Linked DNA regions of Homo sapiens: region 1 is linked to region 2. The links are chromatin contacts, found by Hi-C or POLR2A ChIA-PET in ENCODE. All regions are on one chromosome and are shown on one strand. The core of a region is the stretch at or near the end of the contact, and the rest is flanking DNA. Distances in the headings are between cores, read along the strand shown. Region 1 holds the start of NAB1 (NGFI-A binding protein 1). Region 2 holds the start of SLC40A1 (solute carrier family 40 member 1).

Region 1 (6,700 bases), core at 1,161-3,660, 1.1 Mb before region 2:
AAATTCATCAAAGATGTCCCCCAGTTTATAATTTCTTCTTTCAAAGAAGCATCCACAGTGCAAACCCCCAAAATCTTTAATAAACCAATAGGTTCTTAGCTATACCGTGATGAAAATACCTAATGCTTTCAGTGTTTCTCTAACAAGGAGAATAAACATCTATTAACTTTCTCATACGACAGTGGATGTTATTTGCCACTTACAAAAAAGAGATTACTCAACTGAATAATTTTGAAATAAGATGAGATAAAGTATTTTTTAGATAGATCAAGTTATTTACTAGACATATAAGCTTACTAAATGTCCTTGTAACAACCATAGTAATCCTAAGAATTTCTGTCATTTGAATTACATCCATAATTAGCAGGCAGAATAAAATAAAAATCTACAGTTCCTCAATGTTGTCATTATTACATTATTATTGATACCTTCACAAGTAACAAGAGACCATCAGAGTCGGGAAAAAAACATTTTTAATCTCGAAATGGCATATTAACTTTAGTGCAAAATGGTAAAAATAATAAAATTGAAACAAGAAAGCTTCTTCCAGAAGTTCCTTGAAATTTTCTTTCAAGACCTAATGTTCCAATATCTAATACCCAAATCAGGGATAAAAAAGGCTGACCTAGCCAGTCATCTACAAAGACTCAAGAAAACCCTTATTTGTATGTTAATACCGATGAAAAAATATAATCTTTTAAACTTAAAGATAATATTGTATGTCTTAAATGACACCAATATGGAGAAGAAAAAGCCTTTCATCTAAGAGCCACTTTTACTGGCACTCAGATTAGATCAGAAGCAGCTCTTTCAGGTCTTCAGGAAAAGCTCAATCTCCACCCAAAACAGAAAAAGCAAATCCTATGCATCCTCTCTCCTCATACTTCTTATAACCCACACACAAATTATGAAATATCATAATTCAGTATGTTGTTCAGGGAAAAATTTTCAAAAAAGTGAAAACCTAGGAAGGTAAGTCATTGCGTGAACACTTTTACAACAGCTAAGCATTTCCTACGTGACTAATCTATTTTAAATTCGGCTCCTCTGTTCCTATGCAATCTCATATTATCTATTAAAACTGCCAAAATATTTTTAAACAAGATCTGAGAATTCCTCTTTCAGCTTCTGATCTTTGCACTCTTTGAGTTGGCAGACACGTCACTGGCAAACCAACTGGTAGTGACAAGTTACTCCAAATCGACTCTTTCAGATGAAATTTTAAATTAACAGCCATCCCAAAATTTTCCGTGCCTCCCGAATCTCAGGGAGCGAGGTGTAAGTACATGCAAGTCTACGATTCCTCCCGATCACTCGCTGCAAAGCTTGGTCTGCAGAATCGACAAATGTATATTCCATCTCAACTATCCCTTTCCCCGAGATCCTGCAACATTCAGGCTTAACAGAAGTGTCATTTCCTATCTCAAGCTTTGGAAGCTCTGAGTTTGCAGACCACAAAGATTTGATAGTATTTTCAGTGTTTCTCCATGATAAGGTCACACACACACACCTCTATATCCAACGCTTGTATGTCCCACATGTGTTTCCAAATTCCTCATCGGCCTTAGAGACACAAAGAGTTTCTGGCTTCCCTGCACCTCAGCGCCAAGTTTCTGTAAGCCACTTCCATGTAAAACTCTCCTTCCGCTTTTAAAAAGAAAACTACATTCGGAAAGGGAAGATACCCAAGAAGAAAATCGAGACGGTAAGTGCAGCACTTTTATAAAGTAAACAAACAAAAAGACTGCCCTGACGAAGGTGGCTGCAAAACTCTGGGGCCGGCGCGCACAACCCACATCGCACACCCCCAGAGCGCCGTGTGACGCCCCCAGCCCCGTTAGCAAAACGGACTCGGCACCCCAACCTTTCTCGGAGGGAAAATGCACGAGTCAGGGCCGCGCTCCCCGCCGCCCTGGCACACAGAATGTCTCCGGGAATCGCCCACACGAGCCCGGGGCCGCCCTCTCCTTCCGGCGGCGGCCGCGCGGAGCCCGCTTCCCCCGGACACCGCCCCCAAAGTGCCCGCGTGGCCCCGCGACTCAGCCGCCCCAAGTTCGCCCGTGGCCGCTCAGCCGCGAAAGTGTCCCGCACTTGGCGGACCGGGAGTGGCGACCGTCCGCTCCGGTACGTACTCAGCCAGCGGCTGCAGCGGTCTTGGCGCGCTCTCCCCGAGGACTGCTCAGCCCCAACTCCGAAGCGACGGCCCCCGGCTCTCCCTCCTCTGGCGGCTGCAGGAGCCGGGACGCCCCCGCTCCCATCGAGGGGGGAAGGGAAGGTGGTGGGCGCGCTCTCTCTGCTCCCCCCCACCTCGGGCCCGCCGCTTCTTCCCGCCCACCCGCCCCGACGGCGCTCGCTTGGCCGCGGCGGCGGCGGCGGCTCCTCCAGGCTGCGGCGCGCGGGCGGCGGCGGCGGCGGCAGCGCCTCCCCCGCCGCGCCTTGCCCTCCCCTCCCCTGCCTTCCCCGCGCGCGCTACACCCTCCTCCCCCTCCCCCGCCCGCCTCCGCCGCCTCCACTCCCCCACCCCGCGCTGTCACATTGGGAGATTCCGCTCTTGCTACATTCGCCGCTCCGGCTCCCGCCCACGCGCGGCCGAGTGACGCAGATCCCGGCGTGGGCCGCCGCCGGGCGGGGGCGGGGGCGGCCGCTGGGCCCGGGGCTCGGCCCCTTCCCGCCGCCCCCTCCGCGGAATCCGGAGGACGGCCCATTCACACGGCAGCTGGGAGGAACCAAGTGGGCGCCGGGAGTGGGCGGCTCCCGCGAGTCCCGCTCCGGGCGCGGGGAGGGGACGACAAAGAGGGAGACGGGTGGGGAACGCCGCCTCCGGCCTGCTCTCCAGCTGCGGAGTGAACTGGGAAGGTTTGCAATTAAAAAAAAAAAATTATGTGTGAGGTTCCCGATATAGTATTTCAAAGAGCACACCCGCCAAATCCAACATCCTCTAGGAGGCTGACTTTAAAAAAAAAAAAAAAAAAAAAACAACAGCGCGCCGGGCTCCCCTGGCCCCCGCAGGCTCGGGGCAGAGGCGGGGAGGCAGGTGGTCCAGGTGCGCCCCTGCCCGGGGGGGCGAGGCGTCCGGCGGGAAGGCTGCAGCGACCGCATGGAGGAAGGGGCGGCAGGTGCGCGGCGCTGGAAGAACCGGCGGCTGGGAGAGCATCTCTGCCTCGCCCATCTTGCCCCCTCCCCACCTCCGCTCTGGCGTTGGGACGGGAGGAGGAGGGAGGAATGGAACCAGGGAGTCCGAAGTACAGCTTTGACAACTGTCGCGCTGGCCGGGTAATTTAATTCCAACCTTTTTAACCTCCTGAAAATCTGCCTTTTATTTTACTGTTTAATGTTTTTTGTGTCCATGGTGTAGAAAAACTACGGCGCTAGTATAGTGCTGGTGTGTGCTAAATTAGAGTTCCCAAGGCACAATATAGAATTTTTTGGTTTGCATAAACTTTGCTAACCAAAGTATTAAAGCACCTTCAAAAATGTACTTAGGCTGGCCAGGGCTCACGCCTGTAATGCCAGCACTGTGGGAGGCCGAGGCGGGCGGATCACCTGAGGTCCGGAGTTGGACACCAGCCTGGCTAACGTGGTGAAATCCCGTCTCTACAAAAAATACAAAATTAGCCGGGCGTGGTGGCGCATGCCTGACATCCCAGCTGCTTGGGAGGCTGAGGCGGGAGAATAGCTTGAACCCGGGAGGCGGAGGTTGCAGTGAGCCAAGATCGTGCCATTGCACTCCAGCTTGGGCAACAAGAGCGAAACTCAGTCTCAAAAAAAAAAAAAAAAAAAAAGAAGAAGAAGAAAAATGTACTTAAGCTATTGCCAAAAAAATTTTGGAAGTCTGTTTTTTAAATCTATATTTCAATTCTTTGCAAAAAGTGGAAAAATTAAAGAATTTTAGCATTGTGTTCTTGAAGATTAGAGAGCATTCATTAATATAAAACTACTGCAAAGACAGGTAGAATCCCATTTTAACATACACATAAAAATCAAGTTTTATAGGAGGCCATTCCCACACCCTGGCTGGCCTCCCAGAGTGTGCCTACTTCGCTGATGGGGATACAAGGCATTCTTTGAGATGGGAAATTCTTCAAACCACATCTTTATGTTGCAGCAAGGGATAGGATGATGATGATGATATTGAAAGAAAAAGACTTTAATAAAGTACAGAACCTTTTTTTTTCTTTTTGCGAAATCATGTTATAGAAATGAGTAATGCCGCAATGGAATACATATAATTAAAGTTAAATCTTTTTCTTCAGTATTAGTGACAGGTTTTGTCTGGAGTAGTTGAGTTGATATTTCAAATGAATAAGTCTGCTTAATTCCTGAAATTCTTTAACTGCAGAAATCACTGCTGGAAGTTTCTCTTAGTCTCCCTAATTGTCACGGTTTTTGCAGCTGTGGATCCTGTTCTACTAAAGAGAAAGTTAGATGGTCATGTTAAAGACGATTTAGGCAATTTCTTGGTTGGTGGGGAAGGTAATGTTCAGGCAACGAAATCTGCAAAATTCTCTTCTAATTCCTCTATGGAATCTTGATGTTTTGCAAACACTCTTGGTTCTGAAAGCTAGAAAAAAAGAACTTTTTTCCGTAAAGATGTATAATCACGGATTCATGAGTCACGAAATGAGTGGTCTTACCTGAACTATTGAGCCTTCTAGTGGAATTGTTTCCAGAGTTGGAAGAAACAACATTAAATCCTCTTCCCAAGCTTGTCTGTGTCTGGCTGAACATGATGCTGAAAAGGAAATGTGTCAGGACAGATACTTTTTCTTCTGAGTTGTATCTGGTTTCTACAGTTAAACAGTGGAATCTATCCTTGTTTGTTTTCTGGGCACATTTAGATAGTGTATTCTTCCCACATTAAGAATGGCATTTTTGGCCCACTTTACTTTGCCTTAAATGCCCTGTGGTGCTGGGGGAAGTGGTGGGAGGAAGGAAAATGAAGGAAAGATAAAATTTTAAGCTTTTAAGCATCCAATTCTGTATGTCTGTATGACAACACTGTAGTCAATATGGTAGCTCAAAAAGAACTGAAGCATTCGCCTGTATCTGAGTCAAGTCAGACGATGGATTCTTTTTTTCCACCTTACCAGGTTTTGTCACTCATGCCATCCCTAATACCTCCTCCCGACTCCAGCACACACACAGTCTTCTCCCACTCCCACGCCCTGAGGATTTGTTAGAGGAAAGCAAAGAGATTCACATTCCATCCTGGAAGGTAACAATTATGGTGTCTGATTATCCTCTGAAGGCCCTCTGGAAGAGATCAAACAGTTTCAAGGCTTTAGAGTGTTCTTGGAGGCATCCCAGACAGGTGTAAGAATGTGCTAACACAAATAGTTGCCATTCAGACCACTTTGGATATCTTTTGTTAAACGTCCATGCAATAGTTTTGGTTTCTCCTGGTGTGATTTTATTATAAATACCTGTATATTGAAATTATTCATTTATTCAGTACAGCTTGTTGAGCACCAAGAATGTGCCAGGTTTAGGGCTGGATGCTTGGAACACAAAGACAAGTAAGTCATGGATGGTTCCCTGCCCGCAGGGCTTTGCTATAAAACAGTGAAAATAAGGAGAACAGAAGGAAGTCTAAAAGACAAAGGAAAATGTTTTGTCTCTGTTTATAGTTTTGATTGTCTTTTCATGCACTCTAAAAGATGAATATAAAAACTACTAAGGAATGAGACTATATTATTTTTGTAATACTTCGTCGAATGCAAATAGTAAAATAAAAATAATTTTCTTATACATGGAAAATCACATTTCATGTTACATTTCATTAAGAGCCTAAAGGACATGAGTGTAATTTCCAAGAGGCAGAATTTTTTATTCACTGCTGTATATTCAGTGGCTAGAACATTGGCTGACGCATACTAGTCACTTAATAAATATTTGCTGAATAAATGAAATGGAAAATATGAACTAGCAGAATTTTGTATTTTGTAGATGTTATTAGTATGAATTGTATTTCCTAATAGAAGTGTCTAAAATATGTGATGCCTACTTCTGATTAAATATATAACATTTTCAATAAAATATTAAGAGTTAGAATATGTTTTGAAGCAGTGTGTAAATTGTGAAGTAATTTTAGAATGTTCCTAAAGTAATTCATATTAGATTTTTAGGCACAAAATTTATTTTTAAATAAATTACAAAGGGTTAATAAATACACCAGATTCTGAATTTTTAACACCATTTGGAAAGTGGTATGAGAAATATATCAAATTCTGTTTTTTTATTTATTATTCATGTGTTTATTCTTAACTCTATCTCTTGCAAATATCATCCCAGGCTTATTCCTTATATATAAAAGTAAGGGCAAGACAGAGCTACTTCTGATGTCTTAAATAAATATCACTTGTATGGTTTTAAATTTTGAAAACACTTTTTAAAAAATTTGAAAGCCTTCTTGACTTAGTTTTTGTTTTTACCTGTTAGGAGTAGATTTGGGAGAAGCTTATTTTACAGGCGTGTTCATAATTTTAATCCGTGTTGTAGAGTGTGTCACAGTATACAGCCAAATCACCAGGTTTATTTCCCCTCTCAGAAAACCAGATTTCCTCTCTCAAGTTGTGTGTGTGTGTTTTTTTTAACTTTTATTTTAGGTTCTGGGGCACATGTGGTTTGTTACATAGGTAAACTTGTGTCACTGGGGTTCATTGTACAGATTAATTCATAACCCAGGTATTAAGCCCACTAC
Region 2 (6,639 bases), core at 488-2,987:
CACCTGGAAGTTGGGGACAGCATGACACCCCTTCTTATAATATGTAATAATTAATGTAAAGCACTTGGAGGTCCTTGTTGCTGAGACACACTCTGACAAATGTGCAAACTATCACTATCCTTTGTGCCTTGTTGAGGACCTGTCAAAAAATTCATCTCTAATAAGGGATCGCCATAAAGTGGAGGGGTTTATTTACCAGTTCACTCCTTCACTTTAGTTCACTCATCTGAGTATACTTTGGTTTATTCTCAAGGATGCATGTATAAATGACCCTATTCTCCACGGTTAGCAAACCAAAACCTCTCTAAATTGGGAGAAAGAACTTGAATGTCGTGTGAAAGAAAGGAAAAAAGAGGGCTTGAAAAGGCAAAAAGCAGTGAAAAGCAGTAGTTAAACTGTAACCCCTATCTCTACTCACCAGACCACATCCCAACCGAATCCAGCTGCACCCACCCCGTAGACCTTTGGGGCTCCTGATTGAGAGTGCAGATACAGGGCACATACTCATGCGTGGCTCCCTTCACTACTGGGTGTCAGTCTGGCCTGTGCTCAAGGTGTGGCATCTGGTTGGAGTTTCAATATGTAGGATCCACTACCAGGGTTTTCGTGAGATTAAGAAGGGTAAGGTAACCTACTGGCAAAAGGGGCTGGTATGCCCCAGGGGTTGGTTTGGCACAGCAGGATTAAAACGAAGTCAACCAAGGCTAGAGTCTGGTGTTCTTTAGTCATTCACCTCACCCTCCAGGAGGCCACCGAATGGCTTTATCTGGACAGGGACAGATCCAGGGACACAACTGGGATAACCGGTATTCCTGGTAAGCCTGTCACTGGGGCATTTGGAGGTTAGGTGGGGAAGGGACGCGCGCGTGGGGGCGGGGTGAGAGGGTACAGAGGGAGAAGGAATGATGGTGAAGGGTTTGCTGGGGCTGCAGCATCCTCATTCTGTCTCCAGGACGGATTTGGAGGCCCCAGTTTGGGGATACGGGTAGGTCTGTAACTCGCTGCGGGACTTCACCTTTGCAAGCCTCCGTTTGCTCCTCTCAAGAGGGATGGACTCTGATCTTTGCGCCCCCTTCCTGCCCTTTGATTCTGGTTCTTTGAGGGAAGCCCTGCTATGCAGTCCGGGGAAGGAAAGGCATTCTCTGCTGCAGGCGGGCCGGAATGGGACGGCCAGGAAAGCGGCCTCTGTGGCATGAATTATATTTATTTAGATACCTGTATTAAAAATTATTTTCGTTAAAAAAGGAATCCCCACCCACCAAGCTCGCGCTGGAGCTTTGCACTGCGACCGTCCGGCGGCCGCCCTTTCCCTGAACTGCGGGGTAGCCGGTGCGCAGCGCTTTCTTCCAGCACCTGACGCTTAGTTTCGCGCAGAATCTCCCTACGCCGCCCCGCCGGCTCCACGCGCCTTCCTCCTTTTCCCAGCCCCACGGCCGCCCCCCGAGGTTGCCCTCGCGGCTTCCCGGAGAGCAGGAAAACCCGGGGAGTGGAACGCGTCGAGGCGAAGGTCCCCGCAAGCCGCGCAGGGTGTCTGCGGCCGGTTGGACGCTTGCGCCCGGGGTGGGCGACTCCTCCGGGCAAGGGCGCGGGGACGGCCCGGCGCGCAAGGTTGACGGGAGCTCGTCTCGCGCCGCGGGGACGCCCGGGCGGCCCTGAAGGGGACGGGGCGGCCCCAGTCGGAGGTCGCAGGGAGCTCCGCCCCCGACTCGGTATAAGAGCTGGGCCCGGCCCACGGCGGCGGCGGCGGCGGCGGAGAGAGCTGGCTCAGGGCGTCCGCTAGGCTCGGACGACCTGCTGAGCCTCCCAAACCGCTTCCATAAGGCTTTGCCTTTCCAACTTCAGCTACAGTGTTAGCTAAGTTTGGAAAGAAGGAAAAAAGAAAATCCCTGGGCCCCTTTTCTTTTGTTCTTTGCCAAAGTCGTCGTTGTAGTCTTTTTGCCCAAGGCTGTTGTGTTTTTAGAGGTGCTATCTCCAGTTCCTTGCACTCCTGTTAACAAGCACCTCAGCGAGAGCAGCAGCAGCGATAGCAGCCGCAGAAGAGCCAGCGGGGTCGCCTAGTGTCATGACCAGGGCGGGAGATCACAACCGCCAGAGAGGATGCTGTGGTGAGTGTCGTTGACCGAAAGCATATGGTGGAAACCCAGGTGGGGCTTTGGAGACAAGCAACTCTACACGAGTTCTGGAGGAATGTGGCTCTGCTGTGAACCATAGCTTTGTAAAAAGATCCTTTGACTCATATTTGGTGGACGTTAAGGAAGAAAGGAAATTCAGGGTGTGGGAAAAGGGGTTTGCACACAGGCACGGATGGAGTAGATTGGGCAGTTTGGATTGCCTTGTGTAAAAAAGAAACAAAACAAACAAACCAACCAACCCAAAAAAGAATGCTGAAACAAGAGTTTCTTCACTGTATGTGAAATGTGAAGTTGGGCAGTTATTGACTAGGTCAATAACTGAATTTAGTGAATGGTATTAAGTGAACGAAATACATCGGTTCATAGGTAACTTGATAAAATGTACGTGGTTTGTCCTGCAAAGTAGTTTTTAATAATCATGTTCTAATGAGATCAAATGGATAAGCATTCTGCCCTCAGCTCATTAAGTGACTACCATCGCTTTTTGTCACCCCGCCTGTGTCTTTGCAGGATCCTTGGCCGACTACCTGACCTCTGCAAAATTCCTTCTCTACCTTGGTCATTCTCTCTCTACTTGGGTAAGTGAGAATGCATAGTCTTACAACACAGTTGCGCAATTTTTTATTTCCTTTCGTTCTAGCCAGTTGTATTAAGCCAACTTCCAGTTTTGTCAAGCAGTTAAAGAAATAAATCATCCAAGTACACATGCTTTAATGAAAACGTTATTTACATCGAAGATCTTTCCCCATGAGTGTTAGTTAATGCAACTTAATTATCAGATCATCGTAGTTTATGTAGATAGACAACTATCCAGACAAGATTATCAAGGAAAGGAATATTTGCCTTGTTTTTAAATTTTATGTTGCATTAGTAGCTTTGGTAAATAGACATATCTGCTACAAAAGATGGATGGATGTCTCATATACCTTCTCTTCTTCACATTTTAAAATATTTTGTTTTCTTTTTTTGTTAAAATTTAGTTCCAGCGTGCAGCACCATGAGAATACAATAGAATGGTAGAGTGACTGACTTAAGCTAATAATAACATTCTAAGATTAATTGAAACATAAATGACCCCCAGAACAAATATCTGAGTGACAAAAATTCTGGTCTTTAAAAATGTTATCTATAGTTAGATAAAGTTTGGGGCAGTGGAGGCTATCTTAAAATTAATCATCCAATGAATATCAGCAATGGATTTACAGTTTTCCCTCTGACTTTCTAGGTTGTCCTGGAAAAGACCTAGTGTTTCTGTAGATCTGGGCTCCTAAAACTCTCTCCGAAAAATAATAAACTAGAAGGGTGCTAGATATATGTTCAGTGATGATTAGAATCTTTAACATTAAACAATTATTGTTTAAAAGCAATAAATCTGGCTATATTCTGTCCATGGCTCATATGTATTTAAAAAGAATGGAAAGAATTTTGAGAGTAAATTTTTTGAATGTTATTTTCCTTTTAAATTGGAAACTTATATTGGATCATCCTTAAGACATGGATGGAAACCACTGGAAGAGGAAATCTATACCCAATACCTTTGAGAAATTGTTAAGCTACATTATTGGTTCTCTAAGAAATAGCAGTTTATAGATGACATTTTAGAAAAGCAAGCTCCTATCTTACCAGAGGCTTACACAGGGGTGACTCTGCAAATACATGTAAACAAAGTGGAATTGGTGTGAGTTTGTTTTAATTCCAACAGCTGATGATGCTAAGTAGAAACCTAGTGAAACAACCCTTAATAAATAAAAAGCAATAGTTTGTTCCCCCAGTTTAATTCAGTAAATATTAAGTATTAATAACATGTGATGGGAATAGTATCTGAAATTCTCAGCCTGTGGTCTGGCCTTGCTCTTAGAGGAAGAAGATGCCTCTCTTCCAAGTTCTGATTATGGTTTATGTGACCTTTGGTTAATAGGTTAGGAGGTCAGATTTGCCAGAAAACCAGTGGCACCGTGGTTGTTCCAGGAGGATATTTTGTCATGTTCATTAAAAGTCCCACAAGAAAGGTGACACATGCTTATCCCAACTTTACAGTAAGTCAAGCAAAGGAAGTTCTCATGAGAAAGTTGGATTAAACAAACAGCAGCAACTACAATCATATAAGGTTTAGTGGATTTTTACTCCTTTCCGCTGCAAAGGAGTGCAAAAGAGGAATGTCTCTAACACTAGGTAATTATGCTTTTTATGTTTTTTCTCTTGTGTGGCACTCTGCCTGATTTTGTTACAACAAAACATTTATGTTTCTGTATTATGTGTGTGTGTATATGTATTATATATATATGCATTTTCCGTCCCACCCTGCCAAGTCATGATTTCTTATGCACTGAACGTAGGGGCATTAGAGTAGAAGGTTGCCTCAGGTTAGTTTTGTGTGGGGTTGAATGCCTTTTATTTCTGACTTCATTTCTATCTGCCAATGGATCAATGCATTTTACTCTATATTATCAAAATACAATATAGTGTAAGAAGTGGATCCTGGCTAGGTGCAGTGGCTCATGCCTGTAATCCTAGCACTTTGGGAGGCAGGAGGATTCCTTGAGCCCAGGAGTCTGAGACCAGCCTGGGCAACATAGGGAGACTCTGTCTCTGCAAAAAAAAATTTAAAAATTAGCCAGGTGTCATGAGACACACCTGTAGTCCCAGCTACTGAGAGGCTGAGGTGGAAGAATTGCTTGAACCCAGGAGTTTGAAGCTGCAGTGAGCTGTGATCACACCACTACACTCCAGCCTGGACAACAGAATAAGACCCTGTCTCAAAAAAAAAAAAAAAAAGTGGATACTATTGTCAAGGAGCTTATAATACAATTTAGTATGGGCTTTAAAAAAGATATCTAATAACAAAAAGATGACAGTGTAAGACAGTGAAAAAGAGGGGCCAGTTGCTTATATCTGATAACATGATCTTACAAACTCTCTCCATTTAAACCCCAATATGTCTGCATTTCTCCAGCCCTCGTTTCCCAGAGGCTCACTTTGCTCATGGAGGCCTTTGTTGCCACCAGCTCCATCCTACTTTATATTTCCTCATAGCAGCACGTGCCCTGTGCTAGATTTGCTTTTGGTCTGTGCTCACTGGAATGTGAGCTGCATGAAAACCTTTTGTGCGCTGCTGAAGCTCTAGTGCTTGCAAATGTCGGGTACATAGTAGCCACTTAGTAAGTATTAAGTGGATTGAGGACCATGATCATTCATTGACAGTTATTAGGTTTGCCTTCAGCTCTCAGTCCCGTGGGGGTACATGGACACATAAATAGGTCATCCAAGTTTAGTGAGAATTGGTGGGAAGGCAAGAAATGGAAATAAGGAAGGATGGGCACTTGGTCAATATTTACATAGACTTTACCCAAATATTGGGCTTTTTGTAAACATAGAATCTGTTGCTTCTTAAAGCCTAAGCCCGTTGGAAATTGGGGTAATGTGAGCAATTTCTTTCTTTCCATCAAAGAGGTGGTATGGCATGCAAGAAAAAGCAAGATTCAAAACTTTAATAGCATTTGTCTTGATGTCTTGCTTTAGAGGACTCTAAGACAATTAAAAAATACAATAAGAGTAAGAAAAAAAGAAAGAAACAACAGTATTAGAAAAGTGTTTCTTAACCTGTATGTTAAGAAAGAGAAAACTCTCTGACAGAGGCAACCTATCATTTGGGACATGTGTGTGTTTTTGTCTTTTCCTTGGGAGCTATTCAGAGGAATGGAGATTAGAATAAAGTATCTCCCCTCTCCCTATCCCATTTTATCCTAATCAAATCTAAATTTGCTTTTCAGGTTAAAGATTAAGTAACAGCTCCACCCCCTTGCTGTTGTGACAACTCAAAATTACTCCAGGCATTGCCAAATGATCCCCGGGGAGGTGGGGTGGGGGTAGGAGAAGCAAAGTCATCTCTAGTTGAGAACTACTGGTCTACAGGAAGTTTTTTTGTAAATGATTGCTAACATGCATCAATTTAAGTTTTGAATGTATAAAATTATTATCTTGGCTTCATTAAATTTTTAAAATTATTTGACATACCAGGATAGTATTTGCTTCTAATACATGGATTTTTTCATGAAGATGTTAACAGACTTTGGGAAGAACTAGGAGTAGAAGTATTTCTGTAGGGTCAAATCTATGAGGCCTGGAATTTGGTTTCCTATAGGGATTCCCAGAGATAAGTTATGATGGAACATGGTTGTCCTCCTTAATGTTAATTTCAGAAGTCAGGGATGGAGCCTAAAATCTCATAATAAGGTCCACTGTAGATTTTTTAAGACATTAATTTGCCTAATTCACTTAAAAGTTTCTGTTAAATCACATTTCACGGTAATGAACTCCAAAATTCCCTATATTCTCCGGAGTTTGTGTGAAGAAATAAGTAGCTTTTTCCCCCTTTCAAAACTCATCTGTATTAAAATGTTAACGTAACTACTTACTTAGGCATTTAAGTTTATTTCTGACATCACTGTTTATGCAGTGCCAGAATTTGCTGTTACTACTCCTCTTTCCAATCGCTCTGCTGTTTTAT

What was found. A loop is a pair of places that touch in the nucleus more often than their neighbours do. ChIA-PET counts read pairs that join two places held with the same protein, here RNA polymerase II (POLR2A). Pooled maps may share reads with other maps.
Region 1: a loop to region 2 is called in a map of naive thymus-derived CD4-positive, alpha-beta T cell, with 2.6 times the contacts of the local background. The contact joins the promoter of NAB1 here to the promoter of SLC40A1 in region 2. A Hi-C loop is called at or near these places in 1 of 168 maps with a recorded cell type or tissue (naive thymus-derived CD4-positive, alpha-beta T cell) and 7 of 50 pooled maps. POLR2A ChIA-PET finds 5 or more read pairs at or near these places in 2 of 52 experiments (WTC11 and naive thymus-derived CD4-positive, alpha-beta T cell).

Annotation. Positions count from the first base shown.
Region 1 is chr2:190,644,793-190,651,492 of GRCh38, reverse strand. NAB1 (NGFI-A binding protein 1) reads right to left here and starts at 2,410. Exons shown (of 10, transcript NM_005966.4): 1 at 2,133-2,410; 2 at 1,511-1,647. It also overlaps a transcript of NEMP2 not described here. RefSeq lists silencers at 1,900-2,499, 2,510-2,879, 2,910-2,959, 3,040-3,089, 3,100-3,149.
Region 2 is chr2:189,575,884-189,582,522 of GRCh38, reverse strand. SLC40A1 (solute carrier family 40 member 1) reads left to right here and starts at 1,737. Exons shown (of 8, transcript NM_014585.6): 1 at 1,737-2,105; 2 at 2,643-2,710. The coding sequence starts at 2,063. RefSeq lists silencers at 1,484-1,653, 1,724-1,783.